3 separate regions of the Homo sapiens genome follow, and regions 1 and 3 are each linked to region 2. The links are chromatin contacts, found by Hi-C or POLR2A ChIA-PET in ENCODE. All regions are on one chromosome and are shown on one strand. The core of a region is the stretch at or near the end of the contact, and the rest is flanking DNA. Distances in the headings are between cores, read along the strand shown.

Evidence for each region. A loop is a pair of places that touch in the nucleus more often than their neighbours do. ChIA-PET counts read pairs that join two places held with the same protein, here RNA polymerase II (POLR2A). Pooled maps may share reads with other maps.
Region 1: a pooled map shows a loop between it and region 2 (10-fold over the local background). The contact joins the promoter of GALE here to the promoter of MACO1 in region 2. A Hi-C loop is called at or near these places in 6 of 50 pooled maps. POLR2A ChIA-PET finds 5 or more read pairs at or near these places in 2 of 52 experiments (WTC11 and activated CD4-positive, alpha-beta T cell).
Region 3: a map with no recorded cell type shows a loop between it and region 2 (7-fold over the local background). The contact joins the promoter of FUCA1 here to the promoter of MACO1 in region 2. A Hi-C loop is called at or near these places in 1 of 37 single-sample maps with no recorded cell type and 2 of 50 pooled maps. POLR2A ChIA-PET finds 5 or more read pairs at or near these places in 1 of 52 experiments (activated CD4-positive, alpha-beta T cell).

The regions. Positions count from the first base shown.
Region 1 is chr1:23,798,316-23,802,003 of GRCh38, forward strand. GALE (UDP-galactose-4-epimerase) reads right to left here and starts at 2,439. Exons shown (of 12, transcript NM_001008216.2): 1 at 2,397-2,439; 2 at 1,051-1,121; 3 at 572-697; 4 at 300-415. The coding sequence starts at 692. It overlaps HMGCL (3-hydroxy-3-methylglutaryl-CoA lyase), which reads right to left. Exons shown (of 9, transcript NM_000191.3): 9 at 3,570-3,688. RefSeq lists silencers at 1,850-1,949, 2,000-2,479, 2,640-2,849.
Region 2 is chr1:25,429,276-25,433,392 of GRCh38, forward strand. It overlaps MACO1 (macoilin 1), which reads left to right and starts at 1,622. Exons shown (of 11, transcript NM_018202.6): 1 at 1,622-1,903. The coding sequence starts at 1,824. It also overlaps a transcript of RHCE not described here. RefSeq lists silencers at 648-1,087, 1,478-2,137.
Region 3 is chr1:23,866,517-23,870,723 of GRCh38, forward strand. FUCA1 (alpha-L-fucosidase 1) reads right to left here and starts at 1,774. Exons shown (of 8, transcript NM_000147.5): 1 at 1,382-1,774. The coding sequence starts at 1,770. CNR2 (cannabinoid receptor 2) reads right to left here. Exons shown (of 2, transcript NM_001841.3): 2 at 3,999-4,207. RefSeq lists a silencer at 1,186-1,405.

The DNA of each region.
Region 1 (3,688 bases), core at 1,189-3,688, 1.6 Mb before region 2:
TTTTTTTTTTTGACAGTCTCGCTCTGTTGTCCAGGCTGGAGTACAGTGGTGCCATCTCAGCTCACCGCAACCTCCACCTCCCAGGCTCAAGCCATCCTCCCATGCCAGCCTCCCGAGTAGCTGGGACCACAGGTATGGGCTACCATGCCCAGCTAATTTTTGTATTTTTCTGTAGAGATGGGGTTTCACTGTGTTGAGCAGGCTGGTCTTGAACACCTGGGCTCAAGTGATCTCCTCACCTCGGCCTTCCAAAGTGCTGGAATTACAGGCGTGAGCCACCGTGCCCAGCCTGCACCCACCTTTTTGAAGAGACGCTGTAGGGCTCCCTGGTCCAAAATGTCCATCTCCTCAAACTCCACAGAGCGGCCTGTCAGCTCCTGGACCCGCCGCAGGCTCTCAGGCAGGGAGCCCCCTCCTGGTAGGGTACATGTAGGCCACATCATCACGACATGGGGTGCTGTGTTCCCAGGGACTAGCCAGACACACATTCCCCGCCCGGTGGTGGAGGTGGAACCCAGGGTTTTGCTTCTGCCATCCCCTCAAGTAGCCCCAGCCCCACTGCCCCGCTCACCACGGAAGGCATTATGGAAGTTATCGATGACCACAGGCAAGTAGCCAGCCTCCAGCAGCTCCAGCACCGTGTGGCTGCCAATGTAGCCAGCCCCACCTGTTACCAGCACCTTCTCTGCCATGGCACCTGGCCCAGGATACAGAGTCTCAGAGGTGGCTGAGGCTGCCTGCTCAGAGCTTCCTTCCCACTGGAATCCTGCCCCCTAAGCTCGCTTTGGAAGGAGGCGGCAGTGTGCCCTAGGTACCAGACTGGCTCAGAAGTCAGCCCTGGGGCAAGTCTGGGTACCATCACTTTCTGGCCTTAGGCTTTGGAAATTAATTAGCCTCTTGGCCTCAGTTTCTATCTCTGTAAAACAGAGCTAATAATTGTATAAACTTCATGAGGCAGCGTGAGGGTTCAGTGAGGTGATCTTAAGGGCCCGCCACAGCAGAGCTGGGGAGACCTGACACACAGGCACCTTATTTTCTAGTTCCACTTGCCTTGGAGTTGGAAAAGATGGAATCTGAGGATCCACACTTCTTTGTCCAAGGTGACTGAGGACTGGAGAGTCCTGGGCAGAAGGAAAATGGCAGCACGATTGGGACTCCAGGGTCGCAGGAAGGGGTTCTGTCTGCTCAGACCCAGGCTTGTCCAATGCCTCCGCCTTCGCTAGGTGTAAACTGGCTCCTGGGCGCAGTGACTAATACCTCCTGCTCTAGGCGGCCCCCACCCCCTTTCCCTCAAGGGTCAGCTGGGAGGAAGCAGGAAATAGATCACATGGCCTCAAGGGTGAGGTCCTTTGCCAGGCAGGCTGAGGCCAGCTCAGGGGCAACCACACCGTGGTTGGTCCTGGAGGGGGCCCCACCCCAACCCCCGCTCAGCCTCTGCCCATGCCAGGGCCAGCCCGGTCACTCCTGGCTCAGAGTTAGGAATCCCGCCCAACTTAGGCTACTCTGGGTGGGCCGTGTAGACGTGGACTTGGCCAGGTGCGCACCTCCACCCTGAACAAACTCTGCGGGTAGTACGGGGAGGAAGCCCCAGACACTGAGGCCTTTCATTCCCAGCGACCGGGCCCGCTGCCGCCTTCCTCCACGCTGCCTCTATCCCCTTCTGGGCTCACGCAGCTCCAACCCACTTGACCAAGAGCCCTCTGCGTGCCAGGCTCCGTACCAGGCACTTTTGCATGATTTTCCTGAATTCCCCCAGCATCTCGGTGAGACAGGTGTTATCACTGGCACTTTACAGATACAGATACTAGGGCCAGAGAGGTGAAACAGTTGCCCTTCGGTCCCACAGCTGGCGACAGCGGGCTGGAATCTGGATCGCCAGGCTCGCAGCCCGGCCCTCTCCCCAGGCGGCTCGCCCTTCCCCCACCGCTGCCCGCTGGACTCTGCCCGCCGCGCCGAAGCCGCCCCCGCCCCCGCCCCGCGCCTGGCGCGGACCCCGAAAGTGGTCGCAGAGAGGCCCTGGGAAGCACGAAAGCTGGTCTGAGGCCGGCTGCGCCCCCGACAGCGGAGTGACCTTGCTCAGCCGTCGCCCACTCGGTTTTCCCAGTCTGTCTGTTGGAGGGAAGGGGAGCTAGGCCGTGGGCATACGAGGGCGGCTGGGTCTCAGGCTGGGCTTTGGGCTGTAGCGCGGAGCGGGGCCGAGCTAGGAGTCCTCAGGCCGGCAATGAATGAACCCCGGCCGCCCCAGCCCGGGCAGCGGGGAACTGGGACAAAGGGGGCGGGCCTGCCCTGGAGGGACGCTGCCAGGAACACGACCCGCCCCTCGGAAACTCCCTCGCTCCCCGCGGACTCCCCGGCCCCTCGCGAGCCCACCCGGCCCTTCATTCCGTCTCCCGAACCTGCTCGGGTTCCCGCGCCCCACGCTTGCTGCAGAGGCACCGCCTCCTACGCCCGAGCCGCGGGCCCTTTAAGTGCTGACGGCCCACTCCGGCCCCGACCCCGCCCCTCCACGCCCCCAAGGAAACATGTCACTCGGGTTACGGCCACTACGGGGAGGGCGGGAGGACAAAAGGCCTCCGCGCTGTGACGAAGACTGCGCAGCGCGCGCCCGCGGAAGGCGGAAGTGGGCGGTGCCACCCCGCGAGAGGCGCCGCCGGCGCCAGGTCCCAGTAGCGGGTGGGTCCTTGCCGGTGCCCCGGGTCCCCGCGCTAGCTCGTCCCAACCCCTGGAAGAGGGCTGCGCTTCCGAGGGGGCAGGGGGCAGAGGGTAGGGGGCCCACGCCTCCGCCCCACTCTGACCCGCAGGTTTTCAGACTTGCCGGTGTGTGCCAAACCATGAATTCAAAATCTTGAACTACCCGATCCCACGGGACTAAGGCAGGAGGGGGTCGCAGGGGGCCTGGTGCTGGAAGTCCAGTTTGCAAATAAACCAAGGAGCTGGAGGAAGCTGTCAGGCCACACTAGCGGTTCCAGCGCTCTTGGCTCTCAGCCCCCACCTGCCGGGAAGGGTCGGTCTGCACTCTGCCTTCCACGACGGCAGGTTAGAAAATGATTGTTTGTTTACAATGAAAAGTAGTAGAGCTAGAGAATAATATGCACAAAATGTGACATCCTGCGTGATGAAACCAGAGCAAAGGAGCCCTAAATGCAGGAGCGCACAGGTGTCCGCGCAGCCGGGAATCAGCCAGCGCCTGCCCGCAGAGTCCAGGGAACCGACAGGTGAGCGCTCCCGGGCCCGGGAGCGCCAGGGAGAGGCCGGGCCACCGAGGCCCAAAGCAGCAAGTGTGTCCTCAGGGGAGCTTGTGCAATAGCCCCAGTCACAGAGGCAAAGCTCAGAAACAACCCCGTCGGGTGTTCTGGCCAGCAACTGCCGCAAGCAGCCTCCTGAGTAAGCCCAAAACCACTGATTTCCAGTCACTATGGATTTGGGGCTCAGGTGGGGAAACAGGGAGGAAATCCAAAGATTAATAAACTAGTTCATAGTCTCCATTTTCCTCTCAGAGTGCAACATGGTAAAGTATTTTACTCCCCCACGCGCATGTATACACACAGCTGCACAACCGAATGCTGGAATTATGATGTGCCATTCAACCTTTAATTACATAAGCTGTTTTCAAAAATCACATTCAGCGTGGAGATTTTCCAGAGATGCTGGAGTTGGCAGACGGCCACCACGTAGCTCTCCACTTTCC
Region 2 (4,117 bases), core at 372-2,871:
TCGAGTAGCTGGGACTACAGGTGCCCGCCACCATGCCCAGCTAATTTTTTGTATTTTTAGTAGAGATGGGGTTTCACCATGTTATCCAGGATGGTCTCCGATCTCCTGACCTCGTGATCTACCCGCCTCGGCCTCCCAAAGTGCTGGGATTACAGGCGTGAGCCACCGCGCCCAGCCCTTCCTGGGAAGTTTTAAAAATGCACTGGAAGACTAACTGCCCCATTGTCGTTGAGGGATTACACTGATAAAGCTACTGGATAGGACATTCTGCAATATTTTCAGAAATATTTATAAAAGCTGCATTAAAACATGTAAAAATGCTTATGTTAAAAACAGTATGACTACTATTCTAGTATGACTACTATTCTAGTATGACCACTATTCTATTTAATAGCAATAGTAACATTATCATCCATAGGGGAAAATTGGAAAACAAGCAAATACAATAAAATGTCAACTGTATTTGTGTTAATGTGATGAGACTCATTGGTGTTTTTTCCTTTTCGGCCACTTTCCTACATTTTCCCCAGTTTTCTCTAATGATAAACATTCTTTTTATTTCTCTTAAAAAAAAACACCATGCGGACTTTTCTAAGTGTTACTTTGCCATACGTACGTGGCAGGGGAGTTATAAGGAGTAAATGAGCAAATACACGCAAATTACCCAGCACGGTGCCTGGCATAAAATCGGCGCTCAATGAGTACGAAGCGTGAAGGGTCGCCGGCCCCGCGTCCCCGCCTTGCAGGAGCCCGGACCCGCCGAGCAGGCTCCCGGTCCGGCCCGGCCCGGCCCGGAGGCCGATGCTTCGCGGTAGTGCCCTCGCGGGTCCTGCGGACTCGGCGCCCGCGGGGCCCACAGCGCTGCCCAGCCTGTGGACGTGGAGCCCGGGCCGCACCGCCGCACACGCCCCGGGCATCTCTGCGCTACGTCGCGCGCCCCCACGGCTCCGCCCCGTGGCGTAACCCGGGGCGGGGCCGCCACCTCCGATTGGCCGGCGCGCTGTCACCACGTCGCGGGAAGCTGGCAGGGTGTGTGTCTGTGTGCGTGTGGGGTTTGCTTTGTCATTCGTACCCCCGGTGCGCGCTGACGCGGTCGGCCTGGCCGAGCTCTCCAGCATCCGCAGAAGGGTCCCCGGCGCTGTTCCTGGGATGCTCCCTTACATAATGACGCGACTGGCTGAAGCGCACGTCAGCGCAGACACCGCACATGCCGCAAACCCGGGCCTTCCGATTTCATACATTGCTAGACGAGAGCCTACAATGCCATGCCGTACGGTATGCTCTAGTAGGGATTACAATACAATGAAACGCAACCCAATAATAATAAAGCATACCTTCGCAACAAGGCGTAATATAGGATGTTATATTTATAGGGCCTATTTATAAGCCTCTATTTAAATCTTTTCTGATAGGCTCAGCCGGGGACCCAGACACTATAATGATTGGCGCATTCTTCCGTCCTTCAAAGGGGCGGGTTCTAGAGTCAGTTTTGCCTCAGCGGGCCCTGGGATTGGCCGACAGCGGTTTACCGGTGGCTTCTATTGGCCTCCCGGGCCGTCCGTCGGAGCCGAGGAGGCGGGGCAGGCGGCTGGCTGGTGCTGGGCGGGCGGGCCCCGGAATTGTCATTTCTTTGTTTCCGAAGGCGGAGGAGGCTCCGAGCCCCCCCTCCCCGTGCTACCCCCTCCCCCCGGGTGCTGGCTCCATGTCTGTGTGACCGGCCTCAGGGGTAGAGTCCAGGCCCGACGCGGGGCGGGCCAGCGGCGGCGGCAGCTGAGGTGAGAGACGGCGGCGGCGGCGCGGGCACCCGGCCCCCCAGCGGGAGGATGAAGCGGCGGAACGCCGACTGCAGTAAGCTCCGCCGCCCCCTAAAGCGGAACCGGATCACCGAGGGCATTTACGGCAGGTGAGCGGCTGCACCCCCACTCCGCGGGCGCGGGCCCTGCGGTCCCCCTCCAGCTCCGAGGGGCCTGGCCCCGTTATGTAACCCCGAGTAGGCCGCACGCCCGCGCCGGGGGCTCTCCTAAGGAGCGCTGGCCCCGGAGCCGCTGGCCCGCCCGCCGGGGTCCGCCCCGGGTGCGCGGGGCGTGGCGAGGGTCGGCCCGGCCGGGCGGGCAGGGCGCGGCGGGCGCTGGCTGAGGGAGCCGCCGCGCCGCCGTTGGAAGCGCCGGGCCCGCCGGGGGGAGGGGCGGAGAGCCCCCAACCAGCCCGGCGTTCCTCAGCATCCCGGCCATGCCGCTGGGCCGGGAGGGCCGCTTCCGGGACCTCTGACTGGCCGCCGCTGGCCCCCGAGCCCCCCGGTGGCCTGGGGGCTTGCCGGCCGGAGCCAGGAGGCGCGTGGACCACAGCGCGGGGGGGTGGGGGAGGCTGACAAAGTTGAGAGCCCACTGTGGCCCCTCGTTCCCCCAAGCTGCCAGCATACTGGCCTGGGGCCATGCTGTCACTTCTTTCACCTTCTGCTTCCCATATGGGATCTCAAACTTGGCACCCAGGGCTGAAGCTGATACCCCCAAATCATGCCCTGTGGCCCTGCTCCAGATTCGGAAGGGTCTGATGACCAGTTTTTCAGCAAATATTGTTTTGACAATTCCAAGCAGATAGCTTGCTTTGAACGTTTTTAAAAAGGGATTTTCTCCAAACTCTTTTTTTTTTTTTTCATCCGCAAGAAAAGCAGTGTCCCTTTAAATAGAAATTGAATTCAGTCCACCGGTAGAGAAAGACAACAGGTTCATGGGGCAACTTACTATCATAGCTTCCCCAAGTCGATTTGTGTACGACTGTTATTTTCTGGTTCTTCTCAGAATGTTACTTGTAAATGGTATTTGCCTTGATACAGATTTCGGTGGAGAAGTAATTAGTTTACAAAGAAGAATTCTCAGCATGTGGATGTAGGCTTAATTGAGTCCTCATGGTGTTTTACAATTAGCTTCTCTAGCTGTGGGATTTCAAGAAATATGTGAGGTAGCTGATGACACCCAAGTTGTCTTAACATAACTGTACACCTTGCACATGCTCTTGTTTACAGATGTGGAATGATTGCTTTCCACAAGCAGCTGACTGATGTAAACACTGGGGATTTTCTTCAAGTTTAAAAGCATTAAGGAATCAAAGTAAAAATTTCTTGGGTATATTCTTATAAAATGAGCCATAGAGCATAGGAGTAATTCATTCATTCATCAGTTATATATACTATGTGCCAGGAACATTTCTAATCAGTGAAGATAGAGCAGTGAGTAAAACAGACTCTAATCTATGCTGGATGAATCGAACTTGACCATTTTAACTTGAACTGTGAAAGCAAACAATTTTTTCTACACATAGATGGAGGAAAGGTCTCTTCAATTCACGTTACATACACTATACATTCTTGAATTAAAGAAAGTTTTTCCCCTTTGGCTATTGAAAAATATTTGACCAACTTAACATTAATGGTAACATAAAAATAGGAAAGGGATATTAAACCGAGTTGGTAGACTTAGCACAACTGTGGCATTTGAATAGCTGCTATTTACAGTAACATAAGATGATGTACCTCCATTTATAGCAAGAAGATTGAGAGTCCCATATTGTTTACGTGTTTTCTGCTGTATTTCCATTTCTCTGTACTTGAACAAATAGACCCAGTTTACAACCTGCGCCATAATAGCTACTCAGTGTGAATCGATGTGAAGAAGTGAATTCATCGTTTAATGAAGATTTATCATCTTACTGATGGCTTTTGAAATTTGAATTTTCTTACCCTAAAGGTTAATTGTAAATACTCTTTGCAAGTTATTCAGAGGTTCATCTGCAAAATTTTAAAAACCGACAGTGCATTAGCCTTAAATCTTCTTATGCTTCTCTGTTTTGCATTCTTTAAGTTAAATGTTAATAAAAGACCTAAATGTATTTCTAACTGTCTTTCCTGGTTGGAGTATCATATATCAAATGAGCGTTTCAACTCACTTATCTGTTTCTTGGTTTATATTATGGAGTATTGGACTGAAGAACAAGATTTTTTTTTTTTTGCCCAATTCTGTTTTTAAAGAGATTTAGAAAAATTTCCTGTTATTTCTAAAGCAAACAGGATGAGTGGACTGGTTATAAACTAGAATGCTTGAGGATTCATGAATATCAAATT
Region 3 (4,207 bases), core at 524-3,023, 1.6 Mb before region 2:
AATCATTGGCCAGAGTAGGGAACTCCAGGATTTGAAGGGCCAGATAGTATTTTAGGCTCTGTGGGAGCACATTCCTCTCTGTAGTGTATTCTTCTTTAAAACATTTTACAACCCTTTAAAAATGTAAAAACCATTCTCACCTCATGGGCCTTAAAAAACTGGCAGAGGACCAATCCCTCTGGCCAGTTTGCAGACCCTGGTGCAGTGGAAACAACCTTGACGTCATGAGACCTGGAGTCTAGGACATTATATTCCTTCCTCTCTTTGGGCCAGTCATCTCATCCATGAAATAAAAGGCATGGAAAGAGGTTATCTCCCAGATTTTAATTTTTCTCACTTGTAAGTTATGGATCCCTAAGGCCCCTAGGAGACAAACACTTCCTCTGCTTAATCAAGTCTTATACTCCCATACATTTAATGGCAAACACTAAATGCCAGTTGTAACTTCTCTTTAGTACAAGTGAATTCAAAGTTCAAGAGAAACGAAAACCCGGAAGATGGCTGAGGAACCAAGGTAAGGATGGAAGACTGCTCTAAGCCAGGGGCTGGGGAAACCTCCCCGCCTCCATTTTTACTCTTCTCCAACCCACTTCTCTCCCAGCAGCCGAATGAATCTTTCTAGAAGCTGATAGTAACCACTCCCTGACTTAACATCTGTCAATACAGGGCTCTCAAGGCTCACTCCTTCAGGACAAGCCCCTGCCTTGACAACTTCATGGGTCGTGGTCTCCCCTTATCCCCACCCCAGCGCTCTCTACTCTGTTCTCTGAACCAGCCACCCCCAAGTTCCAACAGTTCTCAGAGAGAGTCAGACCCTTCCTGGACACTTCCTACGTAAAAGGGATTGAGAGGAGCAAACGAATGACTATCTGTACTGTTGCCCAAATACACTGCACACCAGAACTCCCCTCTCTTTCCCTCTTAGAGACATTAGGGCTCAAAGGGTTGTATCCTTATATAACCCCTTTCTACAACCATAGAAGAGGCTGCAGGGAGGCTGAAGTGACATGTCCAGGTTCACAGTTGAATTAGAACCAGGCTCCACACCACTGATTTGAAACCCTGGAGTCCTGATAGTGCTGTCAATCTGAAAGGGACATCAGGTATGGCCTAACTCAGCCCTCTCGGTGCACAGGTGCAGATACCCAGGGCTTCCCAGCCTGCCATCTCCCTGAACCTTCATTTATCAGTCCCCAGTCAAACGCACCTCCTCCTCCTCATCAGGTGTGCCAGGCTCACTCCTGTGGCCGCAGGAGGCCACACGCGGGCCCCGGGGTCATGGGGGCGACCGGCAGCTGCGCGCCCCAGCTGGCCGCCCAGCCCCACCTCCTGTTTGCCGCCCGAGCCGGGAAGGGGCGCCGCTCCCCGGGACCACACTCACTTGGCGCCCGCGGCCTGGAAGAGGTCGGCCCACTCCTCCGGGTGGAAGAAGCGCGCAGTGAACTGCGGTCCGAAGTCGGCGTAGCTGAAGCCGGGCGGGTAGTTGTCGCGCATGAAGCGCTGGTACTGCGGCCGCCCCTCGCCCTGCCAGTGCCACCAGAACCACTCGCTGCCCCAGGCGGGCACCGAGAACACGCCCCAGTGGATGAACACCCCGAACTTGGCTTCGTCGAACCAGGCCGGCAGCGGCCGAGAATCCAGGCTCGGCCAGTCTGGGGTGTAGCGGCGCGGAGGCTGGGCCCGACGCACCGACTCGGCCGCTCCGAGGAAGAGCAGCAGCAGCAACAGCGCGGGACCCGCCGGCCGCGACCTCATCCCCGGAGCCCGCATCGCTACCCCTCAGCGACGCGGCCCACTCTTAACGCGCAGGTGCCCGCGGGCGGCTCCGCCCACTCTGACTAACGATTGGCCCGGAAGGAAAAAGGGGTGGGACAACCTGGACAGGTTGGCCCGAGTCGCTTCCTCCTCGGGTCGGAGGAGCGCCCTCTGGTGCTCAAGAAGGGAAAGACGCAGGGAGGCGTTGACAGCGCTTCGCTGAAGGACGAATAAAAACCTTGAAAAGGGACTTAACTGCGAGGTTAAATCGTGGAGGTGAGCAAGGCCCAGTGTGTGCGGAGAACTCACATTTAAGAAGGAGTCCATTGAGCCGGACGCAGTGGCTCACGCCTGTAATCCTAACACTTTCGGAAGTCGAGGCGGGAGGATCGCTCTGAGCCCACAAGTTGGAGACTAGCCTGTCTCTATAAAAAATAAACAAAATGAGCCTGGCGTAGTGGTGCACGTCTGGAGTCCCAGCTACTCGAGAGGCTGAGGTGGGAGGTTCGGGATCGCTTGAGCCCGGGAAGTCTGGGCTGCAGTGAACCGAACCGTGATCACGCCTCTGGGAGTAGTCCATTTTGCCGCAGCAATCCTGCAGGGGTAGGCTGAAGTGAGATCACGAGTTTTATTTAGTGATCACTTGGGAGCCATAGGGGGCTTTTGAGTTGTCCTGTAGCACAAGGCTGGAGGAGGAGATAACAGACCGGAAGGGTATCTAACAGCCCTGACAGAAATAAGGAGGTAGAGGGATGATGGGAAGAAACGTTATGAAAGGAGAGGAAAGAGAAAACTGGGTACTGAAAGAGGGAGAGCGGGCAGGACCGTTTCATCTGTCTGGTATTTACTGAGCTTTCTTTGGGAATTCCGAGGCATTTCAAATAGCTTAGTTTGTACCGAGATACCGCCACTGCACTCCAGCCCCTGGGCGACAGAGCCAGACCAAGGAAGAAAGAAAGGAAGGAAGGAAGGAAGGAAGGAGGAAGGAAGGAAGGAAGGAGGAAGTGGAGAGCCAAGAGGACCCAGGATTGCCTGGCAGGGAAGTTCCCCAGTTCCTCTGCAATTTGCACATGCTGCACATACTCAAACGGGAGGTGAGGCCATTAGCGAGGGAAATACGGAAGTCAGAAGTCTCTGAACAGACAAGGTGGCTCACGCCTGTAATCCCAGCACTTTGGGAGGCCGAGGTGGGCAGATCACCTGAGGTCGGGAGTTTGAGACCAGCCTGGCCAACATGGTGAAACCCCATCTCTACTAAAAATACAAAAATTAGCCGGGCATGGGGTGCGCCTGTAATCCCAGCTACTCAGGAGGCTGAGGCAGGAGAATTGCTTGAACTCGGGAGGTGGAGGTTACAGTGAGCCGAGATCGCACCACTGCACTCCAGCCTGGGCGACAGAGTGAGACTCGGTCTCAAAAAAAAAAAAAAAAAAAAAGAAAAAGAAAAGGAAGAAGAAGTCTCATGACTCCACGTAGCACACTCAGTTCCCACATGCCAGTGAGAGAATGGCAGCACATCAGAGTTGGGACTTTGAAGATCCTAGGCACCATCCTCTTCCCTACCCTTCCCATTGTACCGAGGAGGGAACTGAAGCCCAGAGAGGGCTGGGGGGCTGCCCAAGATCATGCAGCTAGTTTGAGTCAGAGGTGGGACTAGAATACGTGTCTCCAGGTGCAAAATCTATGCCTTTGTTCATGCTGCTTCTTTCTTGCACCTCATGAGAAGTCAGAGCCTATGTTGACAGAACCCAGCACTTCCTCACTCTGGCAGTGACAAGGAGAGAAAATGACTATTGCTGAATCACAGCTGTTTTCTTTTCTTTTCTTTTCTTTTTTCTTTTCTTTTCTTTTGAGATGCAGTCTTGCTCTGTCGCCCAGGCTGGAATGCAGTGCTGCAATCTCAGCTCACTGCAACCTCCACCTCCTGGGTTCAAGCCATTCTCCTGCCTCAGCCTCCCGAGTAGCTGGGTTTACAGGTACGCCACCACGCCTGGCTAATTTTTGTATTTTTAATACAGATGGGGTTTCGCCGTGTTGGCCAGGCTGGTCTCGAACTCCTGACCTCAAGTGATCCGCCAGCCTCAGCCTTCCAAAGTGCTGGGATTACAGGCATGAGCCACTGCACCCGGCCTACAGCTATTTTCTTTATCTTCTGTTTCTTTTTCTGCCAGATTATGTTGAAATATTGCCCAAAACAGTAAGCATGAACACCTTAGGAAAAAAACCGAACCCATCCACACACATTTTCTAGTAATCGGTTTGCATAGTGGTCTTTAATGTTACAGAGCTTGTCTTGGGGAAGATAAAATGGGACATTGTGATCTTCAATTTATTTCTCCTTATCCACATAACCAAAATGTGAACCTGCAGGGACAGGTGAGAGGCACTGATGTAGAGTGGACAGAACTGGAAGTTAGGAAACCTAGGTTTGTTGCACTGGACACCATCTCGT